Regions from separate parts of the Homo sapiens genome. Here region 2 is linked to region 1. The links are chromatin contacts, found by Hi-C or POLR2A ChIA-PET in ENCODE. All regions are on one chromosome and are shown on one strand. Each heading gives the region's core, a stretch centred on a gene start or an enhancer-like site at or near the end of the contact. The rest is flanking DNA. Distances are from core to core; before and after follow the strand shown.

Region 1 (6,728 bases), core at 1,365-3,864:
CCGTAATCTGTTTTTCAGTGTCTGTATTATCATCTGCTAAATATAGTCTAATGTGCTATTTGTTTCAGTTCTCGGTGCCAAGACCTAGACGTGTCCCTTTGCCCCCACCTCAGGAATTTCCCAAATAAATCATAAATCATAAAATAGAGAACAATTGAAGTTAAGAGCCAGGCCAGTGCCTCACTCCTGTAATCCTAGCACTTCGGGAGGTCAAAGTGAGCGGATCACTTGAGGTCATGTGTTCGAGACCAGCCTGGCCAAGATGGTGAAACCCTGTCTCTACTAAAAATACAAAAATTAGCCAGGCGTGGTGGCGGGCGCCTATAATCCCAGCTACTTGGGAGGCTGAGGCAGGAGAATCCCTTTAACCTGGGAGGCGGAGGTTGCAGTGAGCTGAGATCATGTCTCTGCACTCCAGCCTGGGTGACAGAGCAAGACTGTCTCAAGAAAAAACAAGTTAAGAACCAATCCCAAGGATCCAGAAAGAAGTAGCCTAGGTAAACATTTGCTTATATGTCCCGTGTATTCTCTTCCCACCCTAATCCCATCATTTCTTCTGACAGGAAACATGCAGTGATTAATAAAAGCGCCTCCTTGAGCACTGATTTATTTTTGTCTCTGAAGGAATTAGAGGTCAGATAGTCTCTTGATTATCTCGCCCTGGCCTGAGGCTGCTCATTCATTCAGTCCTTCCCTCAAAGGATCTCTCTTTCACCTCTTCAAAAGCCAACCCCTTCCTTTCATTTTGGAAGCCTTCAGTCAAAAAGGGCTACAAGTCTGTGGCCGGGGAGGACTCCCTGCTCCTTCTGAGGGGCATGGAAGCAGCCAGCAGCCTGTTCTGAAATCAGAACTCTATCTACATGAGACTCCAAGTCAGCTTAGAGACCACTAACATTCCCGTACCTAGGTCGTGAGGATAGAAGCATGCCTGGTGTGTAAGAATTTCAAGGTAAACAAGTCTTTGAAAACCAGTCTTAAAATGGCCCTCAGGGAGCGGTTAGAGTGACTGTACATTTTTGAGCTCAGCATCAGATTTTTTTCTTCTTCAAATGAACATTTAAATTGCCCCCTCTGCCATTGTATTGTAAGCACTATAATTAGCATGATTTAAACAATGCAGCCACAACGAAACCAGATTATTTATCTGGACTTAATCTAGAAAGAACAAAGAAACCCATTGAATTTGCCCTGAAATCCAATTTGATACATAAACATGAATAGGGAAAAGTCAACATTCTGGGTAACTTTAACACAATTATATGATTTTTAAAGTACAGTACTCTAGAAAAAGACAAATGTCTTTTTAAAAAAATGACATACATAAACTCACACTTGCCACTATTCTCACTTAGGGGCCTTTCTCATTCAGGAGAAAGCCATTCCAGCTGCTACATGAAAGATACTTACTGAAAACTGCTTTGTGTATCACAGCTGTTTGTGTATTACGACACCCTCCCAGATGCAGTGACCTCTAAACTGGCTTATTTAATCAAGATATAAATAAAAATAAAAAAAATATAGCCCAGAATTCAAAATGCCAAACTTCCAAGAGCCGATCATGTTAGAAGCAAAATCAGTAATGCTTCTACCTCTTCAGGCTATTTGCAACAAGACCCCAAAAAAGCTAGTCTGTTGAAAACACGGACTTCTCCTCCCACCCCTTTGTCATTTTGTTTTGGTAGGGCCAACTGTGTATCTCTTTTTCTTAATGTTACAATTGTTAAAATAAAAATTCATTTGACACAATCCAATTTTAGGTTTGTTTATTATTATTTTTAAAATATCCAATATGTTCAAGCTTTCTCTGCAACCTTTGCTTTCTGTTTAATGCTATTAATTATATTCTTGTTCTTGCTGCTATAAGCTGCCCCTATCGGCAGAGATTCAAGAGAGACTTGAAAGAGTGAGCATATTTATCAAAAGAGAAAAAAAATAAAGAAAATAAAGACAGCACGAGAGCATATTGGATACATAAACTGTTCTTCCTGAAAAGATAAATGATTTGGTAATGAATAGATCCTTTAGGCCATAAAAAATCCATTTATTTTCTTTTGAATTTGAATAGAAGAGATTTGCATTTTTTTCCTGCGCAGTTACACTTAAATTAAAATGCAGAGCATGAGGCTAGCATACAATCAAACTAAATAATAACTGGGGCATACTGTATTATTCATAAAAACAAAATTAATAGTTTAGGGAAGGAAATCATTGTGGTAAGAAAATGTACATTGACACCAAACACCTACTGTCAGAAGGAAAAATAAAGCGATGCAGACTACTTACGAACTGGTAATTGAAGTTTGGCATTTTATTTGGGGATGGGGAGCAAGGGTCAAGGCGTTTATCTTGTATGGAATCTACAAAGTCGAAAATGTCTGCTTTTCTGATAGCAAAGTGCTAAGAACATTTCTCTGTATTTTGATGTCTAATTATACAGAGAAAGAGAGTTAACAGTATTTTTTTTTTCTCAAAGCAGAGTAGAATCAAGATACTTTTTCCCCCAAAAAAACATACTACAAGTGCATGTCTTTCTGTAGCTGGTCTGACAGGCACGATTGGCCCAGAACAGGAAGGTTGAGCAACAGCCCTCCTAATCTTTATGCTTCTTCCTTTCTCTCAACCTTCCCTTCCCCCACCCCGCACACACAGGAGAAAGTATTCCGATGTCTTTGATTGCCACCAACCTACAGTGGAGTCGGCTGAGAGATGGGTCTCTCTAGAGAGTTGTTCCTGCTACTCTCTCTGGTGACGACAAAGAACAAAGCCCAGGCCATCACAGAAGGTTCAGGAGCAGTGAGGTCTTGAAAATTTGGGAGAGAGAGAGCAAGAACATTTTTTTGAATTGAGGCAATAATATAAGATCTTCAATGTACACACACCAAACTTAAAAAGAGAAACAGGCTGTGGCAAAGTCAAAATGCCTTCCCGGGGCCAGGCAGGTGGCAAAAGAGAGGCCGGCCACCAGGCGGGGGCCGCGGCAATCAAAGGGGGAGGGGGCAGGTGTCCCTTGCCCACAGCCCTTCTATGGCCTTGCGGCTTGGAGTTTGGACCTGGTGTGGCCAGAGCTCACATTTTGTTAAGGAAAGCCAGAAATCCCAATTTTTATGTAGAAGCTTTAGAAATGTTGGTGACTATTTCAAAATGTTTGAATACCATCTGAGCCAAAGAAAACATGACTGTAGCAAACCCAACACTTGTCCACCAGTTTCCTATCTCTCCTTAGGAAGAACATAAAAGTCCAGAAAAGGATTATTTAAAACACACTGGACTTACACCATCAGTTACCTATTAATAGCTTCTGAACAACTGGCTGATTAGATAAACTGACTGATAAGACAGACGCTTTACTTTTTAACTTTGTAATATGCCATTTATTCATTCAACTTTTTTTTTTTTTTTTTTTTTTGAAACAGAGTCTCCCTCTGTCTCCCAGGCTGGAGTGCAGTGGAGTTCAGTGCCAGGATCTTAATTCACTGTAACCTCTGCCTCCTAGATTCAAGCAATTATCGTGCTTAAGCCTCCTGAGGTAGCTGGGATTACAGGCGTGCGCCACTGCACCCGGCTACTTTTTGTAATTTTAGTAGAGACGGGTTTTCGCCATGTTGGACAGGCCAGTCTTGAACTCCTGGTCTCATGTGATCCATCCACCTCAGCCTCCCAAAGCGGCAGGATTACAGGTGTGAACCACCACACCCGGCCTCAACTTTTTTTTTTTTAATTGAATGTCTACTATGTACTGGGAACTGGGCATTGCATAGAATGCTCTTTTCCAGGGGGAAATACACCATCAGAAACCCATTATTTGGGGCATACATAGTTAATAATTCCAAGAATTTGAAAGGGAAAAATTTGAAAGGCAGTATTACCTCTTATATTATTAATAGTGGGTTGCTTATTATATACTAAGTAATTAAATCTTTGATTTAATAGATTTACATCTATTTAAAGGTACTCATAAGAATTTCCCAAGAGCTATTTGTATTACAATGTTCAACTCAAATTTTGCCTTCATGCTGCTTGAAACATTGGCTAATTCCCTGAAAGGGATATTCACGTTTATCTTTTGGCATTGGAAAATTGACCAGCTCACTGTATTGTAGGCATTTTTCTTTTCTCTAAAGTGATCCATTTCACAATACAACTAAGCATTTTTCCTTGAATACATTAAAGTGGAGATCTCAAGATAGTGAAGTGATCTCATAAATGGTTAAAAATTGCAGATATGGACCGGGCACTGTGGCTTATGCCTGTAATCCCAGCACTTTGGGAGGCCAAGATGTGCAGATCACCTGAGGTCAGGAGTTCAAGGCCAGCCTGGCCAACATGGCGAAACCCCCGTCTCCACTAAAAATACAAAAATTAGCCAGGTGTGGTGGCGTGTGACTGTAATCTCAGGTACTCTGGAGGCTGAGGCAAGAGAATGGCATGAACCCGGGAGGCGGAGGTTGCAGTGAGCCAAGATTGCGCCACTGCACTCCAACGTGGGCTACAGAGCGAGACTCCATCTCAAAAAAAAAAAAAAGAAAGAAAGTAAAAGTACAGGTATCAGGCTGGGCACAGTGGCTCACACCTATAATCCCAGCACTTTGGGAGGCTGAAGAGAGCAGATCACTCAAGCCCAGGAGTTCTAGACAAGACTGGGTAAAATGAGGAAACGCATCTCTACAAAAAATACAAAAATTAACTGGGCGTGGTGGTGTGCACCTGTAGTCCCAGCTACTTGGGAGGCTGAAGTGGGAGGAATGCTTGAGCCTGGGAGGCAGAGGTTGCAGTGAGCCATGATGGTATCACTGCACTCTAGCCTGAGTGACAGAGTAAGATCCTGTCTCAAAAAAAATAAAAGTTAACACCAGGCGCGGTGGCTCATGCCTGTAATCTCAGCACTTTGGGAGGCAGAGGCGGGTGGATGACAAGGTCAGGAGCTCGAGACCAGCCTGGCCAATATGGTGGAACCCTGTCTCTATTAAAAATACAAAAAAATTAGCCGGGCGTGGTGGCGGGCACCTGTAATCACAGCTACTCAGGAGGCTGAGGCAGGAGAATCACTTGAACCTGGGAGGCAGAGGTTGCAGTGAGCCGAGATTGCGCCACTGCACTCCAGCCTGGGTGACAAAGCGAGACTCTATCTCAAAATAAATAAATAAATAAAATTTTAAAATAAAAATAAAAGTTTCTTGCACATTCAGAATAAGGGTAATTTGGTATAACCTTTCCAAAAGGCAGTTAGGCAATATAAAACAAAAAATAACAGAGGTTCGCTTTGATGCAGATATATATTACCTTTAGGGATTTACCTTAAGGAGAGGCCGAGTGCAATGACTCACGCCTGTAATCCCAGCATTTTAGGAAGCTGAAGCAGGCTGGTCAACCTGAGGTCAGGAGTTCAAGACCAGCCTGGCCAACCGGGTGAAACCCCGTCTTTACTAAAAATACAAAAATTAGCCAGGCATGGTGACACACGCCTGTAATCCCAGCTACCTGGGAGGCTGAGGCACAAGAATCACTTGAGCCTGAGAGGCGGAGGTTACATCAAGCAGAAATCAAGCAGAGATGGCGCCACTGCACCCCCGCCTGGACCACAAAGTGAGAAAAGGCATTAAAAAAAAAAAAAAGGAGAGCATCTCTCAAAAGGTTTTCTTGTTTTGTTTTGTTTTGTTTTTGAGACGGAGTCTCGCTCTGTTGCCCAGGCTGGAGTGCAGTGACGCTATCGCGGCTGACTGCAAGCTCCGCCTCCCGGGTTCACGCCATTCTCCTGCCTCAGCCTCCTGAGTAGCTGGGACTACAGGCGCCCGCCACCATGCCTGGCTAATTTTTTGTATTTTTAGTAAAGACGGGGTTTCACCGTGTTAGCCAGGACAGTCTTGATCTCCTGACCTCGTGATCCGCTGGCCTCGGCCTCCCAAAGTGCTGGGATTACAGGCGTGAGCCACTGCGCCCGGCCACATCTCTCAAATGTTAAAGTCTGGACACACTAGGGTGTTTGCACAAGGCTCAATTAAGAATAATTATAAATTGCAAAGAAACTAAATGTCCCTCAAAAGCTGTCAAAGGGGGCTGGGCGCGGTGGTTCACACCTGTAATCCCAACATTTTGGTAGGCCTAGGTGGGTGGATCACCTGAGGTCAGGAGTTCAAGACCAGCCTGACCAACATGGAGAAACCCCGCATCTACCAAGAATACAAAAATTGGCTGGGGGGGTGGTGCATGCCTGTATTCCCAGCTGCTCAGGAGGCTGAGGCAGGAGAACCTCTCGAATCCGGGAGGCGGAGGTTGCAGTGAGCTGAAATCACGCCACTGCACTCCAGCCTGGGTGACAGAGTAAGACTCGGTCTCAAAAAATATACATAAAACATAAAAAAGGCTGGGGGCGGGGGCTCACGCCTGTAATCCCAACACTTTGGGAGGCCGAGGTGGGCCGGATCACCTGAGGTCAGGAGTTTGAGGCCAGCCTGGCCAACATGGCGAAACCCTGTCTCTACTAAAAATACAAAAATTAGCCGGGCGCAGTGGCAGTTGCCTGTAATCCCAGCTACTCTCACTTGAACCCAGGAGGCTGAGGTTGCAACGAGCCAAAATCGTGCCACTGCACTCCAGCTTGGGCAAAAAGGTGAGACGCCGTCTCAAAAAACAAAAAAACAAACAAACCAAAAAGCTGTCAAAGGGTTGCATAAACTATGGCCCATCCATTAACAAAGATAATGTTAATTTATGTTTATTATTGCAGAAAA
Region 2 (6,728 bases), core at 1,513-4,012, 120 kb before region 1:
GTGAAACCCCGTCTCAACTAAAAATACAAAAATTAGCCAGGTGTGGTGGCACACACCTGTAATCCCATCTACTCAGGAGGCTGAGGCAAGAGAATCACTTGAACCCAGGAGGCAGAGGTTGCAGTGAGCCGAGATTATGCCACTACACTCCAGCCTGGGCAACAAAGCGAGACTCCGCCTCAAAAAAATAAATAAATAAAAATTAGCCTGGCATAGGTGGCATGCACCTGTAGTCCCGGTTCTTGGGAGGCTCAGGTGGAGGATCACTTGAGCCCTGGAGTTCAAGACTGCCGTGAGCCATGATCCCACCACTCCACTTCAGCCTGGGTGACAGGGTGAGACTCTGTCTCAAAAAAAAAAAAAAAAAAAAAGTCTCCAGAGTAAATAATGTGAAGCAGGAGGAAATGTGTATTAATGAACTTGAATTTGCAACCCAGAGTGAATTAGTCAGTATTTAAAGTATGGTAATCAGGAACCCACCAGGCAGTGACAGTTGCTTAAGTCTTTCAGATATTATAGGACCCTGCACCAGAGGGTTTGCTGGAAAGGATACTAGAAATAATGTTCACTGCTGAAATGAGTGGTGTTCAAGATACAATTGGATAGAATGTATGGGAGATTGGGTGTGGTGGCTCACACCTGTAATACCAGTAATTTGGGAAGCCAATGCAGGAGGATTGTTTGAGGCCAGGAGTTTGAGACCAGCCCTGGCAATACAGTGAGATCACATCTCTACAAAAGTTTAAAAATTAACTGGACATGGTGACATGCGCCTGTAGTTCCAACTACCCAGGAGACTGACATGAGAGAATTGCTTGATTCCAGGAGTTCAAGGCTGCAGTGAGCTAAGATTGAGCCACTGCACTCCAGCCTGGGCAACAGAGTAAGACCCCGCCTCAGAAAAAAAAAAAAAAAAAGGAAGGAAGGAAGGAATGAAGGGAGGGAGGGAGGGAGGGAGGGTTCCATTATCCTTGCACGGTATAAGAATACAGCAGTCTCTTGAGAGGTCGAGACGGGTGGATCACGAGATCAGGAGATCAAGACCATCCTGGCTAACACGGTGAAACCCCGTCTCTACTAAAAAACAAAAAATTAGCCGGGCTTGGTGGCGGGTGCCTGTAGTCCCAGCTACTCAGGAGGCTGAGGCAGGAGAATGGTGTGAACCTGGGAGGTGGAGCTTGCAGTGAGCCGAGATCGCGCCACCGCACTCCAGCCTGGGGGACAGCGAGGCTCCGTCTCAAAAAAAAGAATACAGCAGTATCCACCTGTTAAGATCTCTAGAGCCATGCTAGAGATATTTATTTTCAATATAATTTATTTAATTGTAAGTTTATATAACCATTTTAATAATGGCTATGTTTAACAATCAGGTCACAAAATTCCTGAAAATTTAACAGTTGGCTCTGGTTGGCCTAAGAGAACTGGCTTCAGCTCCTTGGTGCTGAGCCTGGGCTGCTCTGCCTAAACTCTCTGCCTGTTGGCACTTGATCATCTTTCAGATCTTGGCCAAGCAGTACTTGGTTAAAGAATTCTCAGTGCATTCTGCCACAGCTCGTCACACTTGGGTTAGCTAATTCTATGTACGATTATTGTTTGATTGTTGCTTTGACCGCTTATCATGTCAGCTCCACGAAAGCTGGGGCTTTCATCTATGTTTGTCCTGTCCCCTCCTGTATCTCCCATGCCATTCACAGGGCCTGGTACCCAGGAGGTGCCCAATTAACATCCATTTAAGAAATAAATGGGCTGGGCATGGTGGCTCACACCTGTAATCCCAGCACTTTGGGAGGCCAAGGAGGGTGGCTCACCTGAGGTCAGGAGTTCGAGACCAGCCTGGCCAACGTGGCAAAACCCTGTCTCTACTAAAAATATAAAAATTAGCCACACACGGTGGCATGTGCCTATGGTCCTAGCTACTCGGGAGGCTGAGGCAGGAGAATCGCTTGAGTCCAGGAGGTGGAGGTTACCGTGAGCTGAGATCGCACCACTGCACCCCATCCTGGGCAACAGAGACTCCGTCTCAAAAAAAAAAAAAGAAAGAAAAGAAATAAATGAATGAGAAATTTCCATTAAGGCTTTCTCTACTTACATGTGCAAGTTTTGGTGATGTTATGGAGAAATTAGATAAAATTTTGCACATAAAGAGTGAATGATTTGTTTACTAACTGGCCCATTCGTCAACTCTTTGCAGTAGTTCCATCTTTTTGTACCGTGGACCCTGTTGGTTGTCTGAGGAAGCCTGTGATCCCGTTCTCAGGACAAAAAAATGCACAGGCTTGCAAAGAAATCCAATTACATTAAAATGCAGTTCCCCTAAAAATGTTAAAACAAATGTATAATATGGTAATATGTGTGCATTTTTATTAACACATTAAGTGACAAGATGCAGTGCAGATTCTAACAACTGTAATTTTGAGATAGCAATAACTATAGAGGATACTTCCTATTATTTGTAACTCTGGTGTAAGATGAAAATATCTGGTTTCCACTGGCAACAAAGTCTCAAGGACTGCTAATTCTGCTGTGGTTTGCCTATATTCAAAAGGTGGAAAATAGGCCGGGCGTGGTGGCTCACGACCGTAATCCCAGCACTTTGGGAGGCCAAGGTGGGCAGATCACGAGGTCAGGAGTTCGAAACGAGCCTGGCCAACATGGCATAACCCTGTCTCTACTTAAAATACAAAAATCAGCTGGGCGTGGCAGCACACGCCTGTAGTCCCAGCTACTCAGGAGGCTGAGGTACAAGAATCGCTTGAGCCTGGCAGGCAGAGGTTGCAGTGAGTCAGGATCGCGCCACTACACTCCAGCATGGACGACAGAGCGAGACTCTGTCTCAAACAAAAAAAAAAAAAAGAAAGAAAGGGGAAAAATGAGAAAATGCAGATTAGAGTATATATGTGTTTTTGTTTGTTTGTCTGTTTGTTAATCAATGTATCATAAATTCTATCCCAGGACTGCTTGGGAGTCCGTGGACACCTGGTTAAGGATTCCTATGGACAGATCAATTAACCCAAGGGCTCCAGGAGATGCAGATCAAAGACCGCCACACAAGAAAGAGGCCACACAGATAAAGAGCCCAGGACCTGCTGTCAGACCTCCCCAGATTCAGATTCTTAGGCCTGCCCCTTATAGGCTGTGTGACCTCGGACAAGTTCCTTATTTACTCTGAGCCTGAGTGTCCTCGCTCGTAAAATGGGTCTAACAACGACCACCTCCAAGAAAGATCACGATGCTGAAATGACTCAGAACAGTGCCTGGAGTGGAAGAGCTGCTGGGAAAATAATAACTGCTATTTCTACATCAGTTATGCCAGTTCTTTTTGACCTAAGAAACTCCAGCGCTTTTAATACAATCAAACTGGGTTATTGGTGACTTACAGAGGAGACCCTAGGCAGGTAACTATTGAACCTTGAAAACCGTAACATGGACACAGAGTAGAGAGCCCATTTATCTCAACTGGATTCTTCTCAGTGGACTTCGAGCTTCTTATCAGAAAAACACTTTGATGACAGCGCTTAGTGCTTAACAGCTTAAGAGCAGTTCAAACATGCGCCAGAGGCTTGCTGAGGAGGCCCGCCCTCCAGATTCTGCAAATAGATACACTGGGGTGAGCCTGCAGCCCAATTTGCCCAGGACTGTCCTGGTTAATGCTTGCGGTCCCCGTGTGATTATTAATAGTATCTGTTGTATCCATACGAGCGTCCCAATTTAGATGATCCTATAGATGGTCACTGTTGATAAGGACCATGGCTGCCTTCTCCCTTAGCTGCCAAGCTGTGTATAGGATATTGTTTCTCCTTGGCAGAATTCAGAAAGTAAGTTTGGACCCTCTGGAATTCTGGTCCTTTTCTTCTAGGTTTCAGGCATCATTATTGCATAGGAGCTTTGAAGTCCAAAGTAATCTAGAGTTAGAATGACCAGACATCCTGGTTTCTTGGATTTTATTTTAAGTGGGAGGGGAGTTACTGAAGGGGTGATTATATATCAGTTCACTTAATCCTTATACTTATATATTAATAGCCCAGGCTTGGTGGCTCACACTTGTAACCCCAGGACTTTGGGAGGCTGAGGCAGAAGGATCGCTGAGCTCAGGAGATTGAGATCAGCCTGGGCAACACAGTAAGATCCCCATGTCTACCAAAAATTTAAAAACTTCAGCCAGGTGTGGAGGTACACACGTGTAGTCCCACCTACGCAGGAGGCTGAGGAGAATCACTTGAGTCCAGCAGGTTGAGGCTCAATGAGCCATAATCACACCACTGCCACTACACTCCAGCCTGGGCGACAGAGTGAGAACCTGTCTCAAAATAAAAATAAAAATATTATCATACTTAATAATAACGCTCTGGGGGTAAACATTGTTATTCCCATTGATGCATGAGAAGAGTAAGGCCCAGAAAGAAAAAATAACCTGTCCAGAGCCTCACAAATGGTAAACAATAGAGTCTGGACTTGATTCCAGATCACTTGACCAACTGCCCTGATTTGCAGATCCTCTGAGTTCAACCAAAGAAATGAGCACAAAAAAATCTCTCTGTGCCTGCAGGTGTGACATTCTTAACCCTGTCTTTAATACAACTGCCACATCCCAGCGTTCCTTGACAGACTGTGGAGCACACCTAAGCCACCTTGCTTGCCATAGGGTTTGGCTCCATGACCTTGATGTGAGTTCATAGATTTGTTTGCAGTTGTGAAAATTAAATGAGAGAGCGAGATTTCATTGTGTGTGTGGAGTGTGTGTGTGTGTGTTGGGGGAGGGAGGAGAACAAACGATTTTAAATTCAGCCTAAAATTAAATGCACATTGGATGCATGCCAAACGGACTCCACAACCACCAGACTTTGCAAGTTTCAACGATTTCCAAGTCCTTCCTTTGTTTTTTTTTCTTTTTTTGAGACGGAGTCTCACTGTGTCGCCAGGCTGGAGTGCAGTGGTGCGATCTTGGCTCACTGCAAGCTCTGCCTCCCAGGTTCAAGCAATTCTCCTGCCTCAGCCTCCTGAGTAGCTGGGATTACAGGCACGCACTACCACGCCCAGCTAATTTTTGTATTTTTAGTAGAGATGGGGTTTCACTATGTTGGCCAGGATGGTCGCAATCTCCTGACCTCATGATCCGTCTGCCTTGGCCTCCCAAAGTGCTGGGATTACAGGCATGAGCCACTGTGCCCAGCCTGCAAGCCCTTCTTCTGCCGAGTGCTATGCTAGTTTCTAGAAGAAGAGGGATGTTACTCATTCATCTGCTATGCATGGTCCACTATGTTCCAAGGTGGGAGACGTGTACAGAGGTGAGCACCTCCAGCCTTCAGGCCACTTATATTCCCAGGTGTAGGTGATAGATAGGCAAATGCGTGCACTCTGGTTGTTGAAGATGTAGAGCAATTGGACTCCTCCTGCACCACTTGTGGTCATGTAAAATGGTATGGCCACTTTGGAGAACATTCTGGCAGTTCCCTGTTTGGTTAAATATAGAGTTACCATATCACCCAGCAATTCCACTCCTAGGTATTTTACCCAAGAGAAATGAAAACACATGTTCACACACAGACTTGCACATGACTGTTTATAGCAGCAATATTCACAATAGACAGAAGGTGGAAACAACCCAAATGTCCATTACAGGATGAATGGATAAACAAAATGTAGCATATGCATACAATTGCTTATCCATAAAAAGAAATGAGGTTCTGACACATGCTGTAATATGGATGAACCTTGAACATTACAGTAAGCGAAAGAAGCCAGTCACAGAGACCATATATTTTATAATTCCATTTATATGAAATGCCCAGAATGGGTCAATCATTAGAGACAGAAAGTAGGTTAGTGCTTGTTCAGGGATGGGAGGACATGAAGGAAGAGGGTAATAACGGAAGGGTTTGGGCTTTCTTGAAGTGATGAAAATGTTCTAAGGTCAATGGTGGTGGTGGTTTTACAATTCTGCGAATGTACTAAAAACCATTGGATTGTACGGTTTAAATAGATGAATGAAATGATATGTGAATTATATATCCAAAAATGCTGTTAAAAACAAAACAAGTATATCCCGGACCATCAGAGAGAAAATAGAGTAGGAGTGTCTAAATCTTTTTGTGTTGCTGTAAAGGAACACCACAGGATGGATAATTTACAAAGGGAAGAGTTGGGAGGCCAAGGTGGGAGGACCACTTGAACCCAGGGCTTTGAGACCAGCCTGGGTAGCAGAGCGAGACCCTATCTCTGTAAAAAATTTAAAAATTAGCCAGGCGTGGTGGTGCATGCCTGTGATTTCAGCTGCTCGGAAGGCCGAGACAGGAGGATTGCTTGAGCCCAGGAGGCCAAGGGTGCAGTGAGCCATGATCATGCCACTTCACTCCAGCCTCAGTGACAGAGTGATACCCTGTCTCAAAAAAAGAAAAGAAGCTTATTGACCTAGGGTTCTGCAGGCTGTACAAGAAGCATGGCACCAGTATTTACATCTGGTGAGGACCTCAGGTTGCTTCCACTCATGGCGGAAGGGAAAGGGGAGCTGGTGGGTGCAGAGGTCACATGACACAAGAGAAAGCAAGAGAGATAGGAAGAGGTGCCAGGCTCTTTTAAGCAACCAGCTGTCAAGGGAACTAACAGAGTGAGAACACACTCACTATAGCAAGGATGGCACCAACACACTCATTGGGGGTCCACCCCCATGGCCCCAATGCCTCCTGCTAGGCCCCACCTCCAACACTGGGGATGAGATTACAACATGAGAC

The links. A loop is a pair of places that touch in the nucleus more often than their neighbours do. ChIA-PET counts read pairs that join two places held with the same protein, here RNA polymerase II (POLR2A).
Region 2: a map of Caco-2 shows a loop between it and region 1 (5-fold over the local background). The contact joins two enhancer-like sites. A Hi-C loop is called at or near these places in 1 of 168 maps with a recorded cell type or tissue (Caco-2). POLR2A ChIA-PET finds 5 or more read pairs at or near these places in 5 of 52 experiments (A673, Caco-2, GM12878 and 2 more).

The regions. Positions count from the first base shown.
Region 1 is chr20:53,674,102-53,680,829 of GRCh38, reverse strand. No RefSeq gene overlaps it. Among named protein-coding and RNA genes, the nearest start is that of ZNF217, 84 kb to the right of the region's middle. Within about 2 kb of position 2,614, at least 9 of the 41 ENCODE cell types and tissues checked have a DNase peak (open chromatin) inside an H3K27ac peak, as active enhancers do.
Region 2 is chr20:53,797,810-53,804,537 of GRCh38, reverse strand. No RefSeq gene overlaps it. Among named protein-coding and RNA genes, the nearest start is that of BCAS1-AS1, 110 kb to the left of the region's middle. RefSeq lists an enhancer at 2,741-3,242 and a silencer at 5,222-5,422. Within about 2 kb of position 2,762, at least 3 of the 41 ENCODE cell types and tissues checked have a DNase peak (open chromatin) inside an H3K27ac peak, as active enhancers do.